Linked DNA regions of Homo sapiens: region 2 is linked to region 1. Evidence: chromatin contacts called from ENCODE Hi-C or POLR2A ChIA-PET data. All regions are on one chromosome and are shown on one strand. Each heading gives the region's core, a stretch centred on a gene start or an enhancer-like site at or near the end of the contact. The rest is flanking DNA. Distances are from core to core; before and after follow the strand shown. Region 1 holds the start of CCDC15 (coiled-coil domain containing 15). Region 2 holds the start of TIRAP-AS1 (TIRAP antisense RNA 1).

What was found. A loop is a pair of places that touch in the nucleus more often than their neighbours do. ChIA-PET counts read pairs that join two places held with the same protein, here RNA polymerase II (POLR2A). Pooled maps may share reads with other maps.
Region 2: a loop to region 1 is called in a map of CD8-positive, alpha-beta T cell, with 7 times the contacts of the local background. The contact joins the promoter of TIRAP-AS1 here to the promoter of CCDC15 in region 1. A Hi-C loop is called at or near these places in 1 of 168 maps with a recorded cell type or tissue (CD8-positive, alpha-beta T cell) and 6 of 50 pooled maps. POLR2A ChIA-PET finds 5 or more read pairs at or near these places in 1 of 52 experiments (Panc1).

What each region holds. Positions count from the first base shown.
Region 1 is chr11:124,952,535-124,956,241 of GRCh38, forward strand. CCDC15 (coiled-coil domain containing 15) reads left to right here and starts at 1,668. Exons shown (of 16, transcript NM_025004.3): 1 at 1,668-1,836; 2 at 2,190-2,375. The coding sequence starts at 2,199. CCDC15-DT (CCDC15 divergent transcript) reads right to left here and starts at 1,457. Exons shown (of 3, transcript XR_948134.3): 1 at 948-1,457. RefSeq lists an enhancer at 1,328-1,871.
Region 2 is chr11:126,302,363-126,306,069 of GRCh38, forward strand. TIRAP-AS1 (TIRAP antisense RNA 1) reads right to left here and starts at 1,960. Exons shown (of 2, transcript NR_187388.1): 1 at 1,826-1,960. It overlaps DCPS (decapping enzyme, scavenger), which reads left to right and starts at 1,698. Exons shown (of 6, transcript NM_014026.6): 1 at 1,698-1,919. The coding sequence starts at 1,719. RefSeq lists a silencer at 1,656-1,785 and an enhancer at 3,444-3,707.

The DNA of each region.
Region 1 (3,707 bases), core at 418-2,917:
CCTGGGGCTGTTTTAGGATTTATTCTTTTATCTGTCTATATTCAACCCCTTGATGACTCCATCCAGTCTCATGGCTTTAAATCTACAGGCTAACGACTCTTAGATTTATATTTGTAGCCCAGAACCCTTCTCTGAGCTCCAGACACTTTTTCTCATACTATCTTCTCGGATGTTGATTAGATAAAACTTTATCTGCCCCAAACTGAACTCCTGATCTTCCCCTTTCCAAATCTACTCCTTCCACCATCTTCACTATCTCAGTAAATAGTAATTTCATCCTGACAGCTGCTCAGGATGAAACCCCTAGTTTTCCTTGACATCTCTCCCTCACACAATCCATATCCAAACCTTCAACAGATCCTGAAAGTTTTGCCTCCCAAATAGATACAGAATCCAACCACTTATCATCATCTCCACCACTACCTCCTTGATCCAAGACATCACAATCCCTTAACTGAATTATTGCAATAGCCACCTAATTGGTCTTCTTTACAGTCTATTCTCACTACAGCATTCGGAATTATTATTTTTTTAATTTTGTCACATTATGGTGTTCCTTTGCTCCAAACCTTGCTCCAGTGGCTCCCCATCTCAACACCTATGGTGGCTTACGATGTTTGATCGGATTGCCTGCTTGACCTACTGTCTCAGCATTCTTCCACTCTCCCTCTGCTCCAGTCACACTATCCTCCTGACTTTTTCTCAACCAGGCAATGCTTCCACCTTGGGGCGTTTATACTTGCTGTTATATCTGGAACATGTTTATAAAGCCTCCGTTGAAGAGCACAGTGGCTTCTTCCATTAACTCATTTAAGTCTTTGCTGAAAAGTATCTCAGTGCAGCTTCTCTGGACGTTCTAATATTTCATCCCTCCAATCCCCACCCTGCCCACCACACTCCCTATCCGCTTTCTTTGCTTTTACTCCACATCACACACATTTACTTACTCATTGTTTATTCGCTTATTTCCCCTCACTCTATTGTGAATTCCCTGAGCAGGGATATTTGTTTCGTTCATAGCTATGTATCTCCGGTGCTTGGAACAGTACTGGTTTATAAAAAGTTAGTAGTAATGTATGTTAATCGAATGAATAAATTATCCTACAGAGATAATTGAGTGTCTCTGGATTACAGCAGAGCTTGCAGCAGAGAGGGAGACCACTCAACAGGCCGTGATGTCCAAATATAATAAGATGTATGAAACAGTACTGTAAAATTAGCTGCACAAAGGATCCGAAAAATTTGTTAGCTTAGTTTGTTTCTCCAGGAAGCCGTGCCAGGCTCGCCTCCCTCTTTCATTCTTTTCCCGTGATTCCCTCTACTGGGACTCCTGACCCTCCTAGTCGCCAGATCACAGGCCCAACGCATCCCTTTCCGGAGGGATTTAGGAAGTCTCGGCGTTGGTCCAGGAACGACAGTCCCACCGCGCCTCACATGGCGCATTACCCAGCGACTCCGCTTACCCACACGTCCCCGCCCCCTCAGCCGGACAGGAAGAGGAAATGACGATACCTCGGGCGCTCGAAACTCCACCTCTCACGCCTTCCCAGCTCCGGGAGGGGACGCGGGCTCCGGAAAGGGCGGGCATAAGGCTACGGATGGGCGGGACGGAGCAGCCCACCGCAAAGTGGCGGTCTACTTGAGGCGGTTACCTTAGTACTCCGAGTAGACTGAGTCTGTGGCGAGCTGCGGGCCGATTCCTGGCCAGTGCCATCTCAGCCGGAGCAGGCCTCGGGGCCTCAGAAGCAGGCTTTTATCTGGCCCGAGGCTCCCAGCCGTTCAGCGCGTCTTCCCATAACCTATACCGATTATTGGGACTCTCGGCTGCAGACACAGGTCCCCGCCCCTCCCTCTTTCTCCGGGTTGCAGCTGTCATTCCTCCCTTCCCGCCTCGCTGCGCCCACAGCTGAGGACAGTCTTCGTTCTCTCATTCCCATCCTTTCTCTTCCCTCTCATCGCCATTTCTTCTAGAAGGCAACTTAAAAACCTTTCTTTGCCTCTTTATTTCTTCCCATTTCTCTTCCCTTCTTTTCTTCCTTTTTCTCTAGAATCCGTGTGTTTCCACTTCATGCCAGGCTTCTGCCTCCAGGGCTTCTCTCCTTTTCACGGGCCTGTGGCTCATGTGTTAGGAGGTTGAACTTTTAATGCAGTCATTTGAAGATTTTAAGCTTTTTCTTTCTCCTAATCAGGAGTCACAGATGCTGGGAAGTATGGCCCGAAAGAAACCTCGAAATACCTCAAGGTTGCCCCTGGCTTTAAACCCCCTGAAGAGCAAGGACGTGTTGGCAGTGCTGGCTGAGAGGAACGAGGCTATAGTACCAGTTGGGGCATGGGTGGAACCTGCCTCACCAGGTAGTTCGGAAATCCCAGCATATGTGAGTGTCAGTTTGATCCAAATATGGTGGGGTTCCCCACCACCCTTTTTATTAGCCTTCTCTAATCCTGGGTGCTTAAAGATGAACAGTCCGAGGATGCTGTTTCTATTCTGCCATAAATAGTTTATGCTCTTGCATTAGGATTATAGAACAAGTATTTGCCAAAACTTGACTGCAGCTTTAGTTGGCATAATCAAATATTTATTACTCACCTACTATAATATATAGAGCATAATCTACATGGAACAGGTTATATAGATATATATCTGTATATCAGTTTACTTCAGACTCTTGATTGCTTGTTATGCCCAAGACATAAGCACTATCTACATCTTCCAGACACTGCAACTTAGTATGGATGATAGTTGGCATACTTCAAGTAACATTAATTGGTTGCTTAAGGTTTATGATAAATTTTGTAATGAGGATTCAGGCAAAATGGAGTAATAGAATAAAGGAGAAAGAGATGAACTCTGATAATCTGAGAAAGTCTAACTAGAAATTCCATGGTTTCTGATAGTCTTTCACCAAACTGTGCCCCTTAGCTATTTGTTCAAATTTAACTTGGCACTTACCACATTGTGTTATAGTAGATTGTTTATATATCTTTTCCTGATGCAGTGTGAGCTCCTTGAGCGTAGAGAACAAATGTCATTTATCATCACATTCCCACTTTTATCTTAAATACTGCCTAATCAATATAGACACTCATGAAGTATTTATGAAAGGCACAAAATGTCTTCTGTATGTGTAGACAAGGTGCTGAACATGGATGAAAAAAGGATGAGATATGTTCCCTCAGTGTACTTGATCTCAGAAGAGAAATGAGATGTGTTTAAATGTTAAAGTAATGCAATATACTATATTCATTTTATTTATGTTTGCACATATGTATGTATATTCATTGATTTATTCCTACCCTGCCTATTTCCAAAAAGGATTTTAAGAGTCTAGGTGGTATCTCTATCTAAGTTCTAAGAATATAATGCTCAATCAAGAAGCTATGACGTTGGGTTGATGTGACCCAGGAAAGTGTAATGAAGAATTTGATCGGAGAAGGGAAGGGAATGATTCTCCTATTAAGGAGAATGAGGAGAGTAAGAAGTAAGCAAGGTTCAGGATTCTAAGGGTAGATTAGATCGATTGGAGTGGAAAGCTTAGTAGGAGAATGGTTGCTGACAGGATTATGGAAAATAGGGATGGTAGAGTACCTTAGGAAATTTTGGAGAAGGGATTGACTTTGTTTAATATTTACAGGTGAATGTCATGATCAACCAGTGTTTTCTTTAGATGAATTGCTTCAAAGGTTTTGAAGGATAGGGAGTGATTGGA
Region 2 (3,707 bases), core at 710-3,209, 1.4 Mb after region 1:
TTTTTTTTTTTTTTTTTTGAGATGGAGTCTCGCTCTGTCACCCAGGCTGGAGTGCAGTGGCGCGATCTCAGCTAACTGCAAGCTCCGCCTCCCGGGTTCACGCCATTCTCCTGCCTCAGCCTCCCAAGTAGCTGGGACTACAGGCGCCCGCCACCACGCCTGGCTAATTTTTTTGTATCTTTAGTAGAGACGGAGTTTCACCACGTTAGCCAGGATGGTCTCGATCTCCTGACCTCGTGATCCGCCCACCTCGGCCTCCCAAAGTGCTGGGATTACAGGCATGAGCCACCGCGCCTGGCCTAAAGTAGTCTTTTATCCAACTCCTAATCTATATTTCTGGTAGAAGTAATCCAAAAATCAAACTAACACATGGTACACTTTGTTATTGACCAAAAACTGACTGTAAATTGCATCTTGTTGCTAACGTTGAGAATGGCAAAAACTGTCCCACACCCATGAGATCTGTCTGAAAACCTAAACTCAAATCACTGGCAAAATAAATGTGTGGCTGACTGAAGCGATGTAAGTACCAACTCTTTTTTTTTTTCTTTGAGACGTAGTCTCGCTCTGTCGCCAGGGTGGAGTGCAGTGGTGCGATCTCGGCTCACTACAATACTCCGCCCGCGTTCAAGCGATTTTCCTGCCTCAGCCTCCCGAGTAGCTGGGACTACAGGCGCGGGCCACCACGCCCGGGTAATTTTTGTATTTTTAGTAGAGACGGGGTTTCACCATGTTGGCCAGGATGGTCTCGGTATCTTAACCTCGTGATCCGTCCACCTCGACCTCTCGAAGTGCTGGAATTACAGGCGTGAGCCACCGCGCCTGTCCGTAAGTACCAACTCTTCACAAAATTTAGATCTGTTAAATAACACCAGTGAAAAACGGGCTAACCAGAAACAATGGTCACCAAAGAAACCCTCAACAGCAGAAGTTACAAGTAATAATTTTATATGGCAAAAAAAAAAAAAAAAAAAAAAAAAAAGAGAAACGAAACCCTGGGAGACGAATCATACTGCAAATCATATCCCTGGGTAGCAGGGCAGAAATACAGGTAAACAAAATAGAGAGGAGGGGGATGCCTCTAGCCCGGAAATAAGTGGGTGGTGGAGATGGTTCTTCTGGCCATATTCGTTTACCTTTTTTGTCAGCAGAAAAGTACTGAGTCTACAAAGTAAAAAACTGACCACGATGAAAATTTCTGCAAAGTAATTAAAATGGGAGAAAAATGGAAATGGCTTAAATACTCGGTATAAAAAATCGACCAAGGAATCAAATGGGCTCACGGATTTGCGTCAGAAACGTTGCTTCCCCGATAATTGGTCAACGTCGGTGTAACTATGATTAAAATGTCAGTATTCAAACAAGGGCTCCAACACTACCGTGGCCCAAGGGCGTCTTCGGCTCCCACCCCGGGGCGTGGGCCTGGGGGTCCCTCTTCACTGCGCAGCCACCTCTAGCCCGCCGCTTTCGGGACTCTCAGCCTTCTTTTCCCTTCCCTGAGGGCCGGCCGGCACCACAACGGGGCCAAAGGCAGTAACTCGGTTGAAAGGCGCGCCCTGGGACAGGTCAGCGGGCTCCGCCATGCGCGGCACGCATCCCGCAGGAGCGGGTGCCAGAGCAGGGTAGGCCGGGAGTTAGCAGCCCAGCCAGGCCGCTGGACTCGGGCTAGGGGCGGGGCCAGCGCAGGGGGCGCAGGCGCACACCGCCTCCGCGGCAGCATGGCGGACGCAGCTCCTCAACTAGGCAAGAGGAAGCGCGAATTGGACGTGGAGGAGGCCCACGCCGCCAGCACAGAGGAAAAGGAGGCAGGAGTTGGAAATGGTACCTGTGCTCCTGTCCGCTTACCGTTCTCCGGCTTCAGACTGCAGAAGGTGCTGAGGGAGTCTGCGCGGGACAAAATCATTTTCCTACACGGGAAGGTACCAGGAGGCAACCCTGAGGTGGGATGCGGGAAGCAGTGAACCAATCATCGCCTCGGAGGCAGATTTTTTTTTTTCGGATCTCGGCTGGAAAATACCAATCATTATCACTCCGGGGAGGCGGGAGTGCGCCACTAGAATGCATAGAGGGGCGGTGAAAGGCGGCAAGATTGCCTTTGAAATTAAGGCAATGAACACATCTAGCTCTAATTTTTCTAATGTCTCCACTAGAAATATCTACTGGGAGAGTGCATTGCAGATTAAAGATCACATGTTACATTCCCCAAGCCATTCATCATCCATTTATGTATACAGGGACTAGGAACCCAGTCAATGTTAGATGTCTCGCTCATCCCTGTCCGTGGAAACGACATGAGACTGTAGGAGATGTGATCTCTGCCTTACGCGACTTCAGCCGTAACAGGAGAACAATATATTATAATTGTTAATTCAGTTCTACGCACGCACTTTCATGCATGCCAGACACTAAACTAGGTACTGGGGATGTGGAGACGAAAGTTACCATCCCTGATCTTCAGGACTACGGAATATTTCTGGCGAGACAGATACACACAGCTTGCTCCAATACCAACGTGCTCAGCAATCTGGCAGGGGCTGAGGAGAGATGGAGACCATTCCAGGAACTAGTGAGGAGGCCTAGCCAGAGCAGATATGGGGGTTCCCCAGAAACTAGTGAGGAGGCCTAGCCAGGGCAGATAAGGGGGTTCCCTAGAACTACTAGCAGGAACTCTCACCTTTGGGAGGATCAGGGAACCTTGGCCTAGGCTTCCATGCCTCTGTGTGTATCTGGTTTTTAAATTTTTATTTATTTATTTATTTATTTTTGAGACGGAGTCTCTCCTCTCTGTCACCCAGGCTAGAGTGCAGTGATGTGATCTCGGCTCACTGCAACCTCTGCCTCCCGAGTTCAAGCTATTCTACCTGCCTCAGCCTGCCCAATAGCTGGGATTACAGGCCCCCGCCACCATGCCCAGCTAATTTTTGTATTTTTAGTAGAGATGGGGGTTTCACCATGTTGGCCAGGCTGGTCTCGAACTCCTGACCTCAGGTGATCCGCCTGCCTCTGCCTCCCAAAGTGCTGGGATTACAGGCGTGAGCCACCGCACCCGCCTTTTTTTTTTTTTTTTTTTTTTTTGAGATGGAGTTTCACTCTTCTTGTCCAGGCTGGAGTGCAATGGCACTATCTTGGCTCACTGCAACCTCCACTTTCTGGATTCAAGTGATTCTCCTGCCTCAGCCTCCCAAGTAGCTGGGATTACAGGCATCTGCCACCATGCCCAGCTAATTTTCGTATTTTTAGTAGAGACAGGGTTTCACCATGTTGGCCAGGCTGGTCTTGAACTCCTGACCTCAGGTGATCCACCCACCTCTGCCTCCCAAAGTGCTGGGATTATAGGCATGAGCGACTGCGCTGGGCCTTGTTTTTTGTTGTTTTTTGTTTGTTTGTTTGTTTGTTTTTGTTTCTTGTTTTCTGTTTTTTTGTATGCGATTCTGTCTGGTTCTCTCAGCCCAGCTGTCTTCAGTGTGCAGCACCTGTTGAAGGTGTTAGTCATGAGAGCCTTCGAGCTAGGAGTCACTTGGGAGACCTAGGTTCTGGTTTCTGTTTCAATGCTGACTGTTCATGTGACCTTGGGCAAGTCACTCAAGGTCTGTTTTTCATCTTCTGAAATGGGGAGAACTTGACAGAGGTCTTGTAAGCCTAAAATGGAAGACAACTGAGAAGCCTTGTATTCTGGGGAAGAAAGGTGTGAGAACTGCCACAAGGAT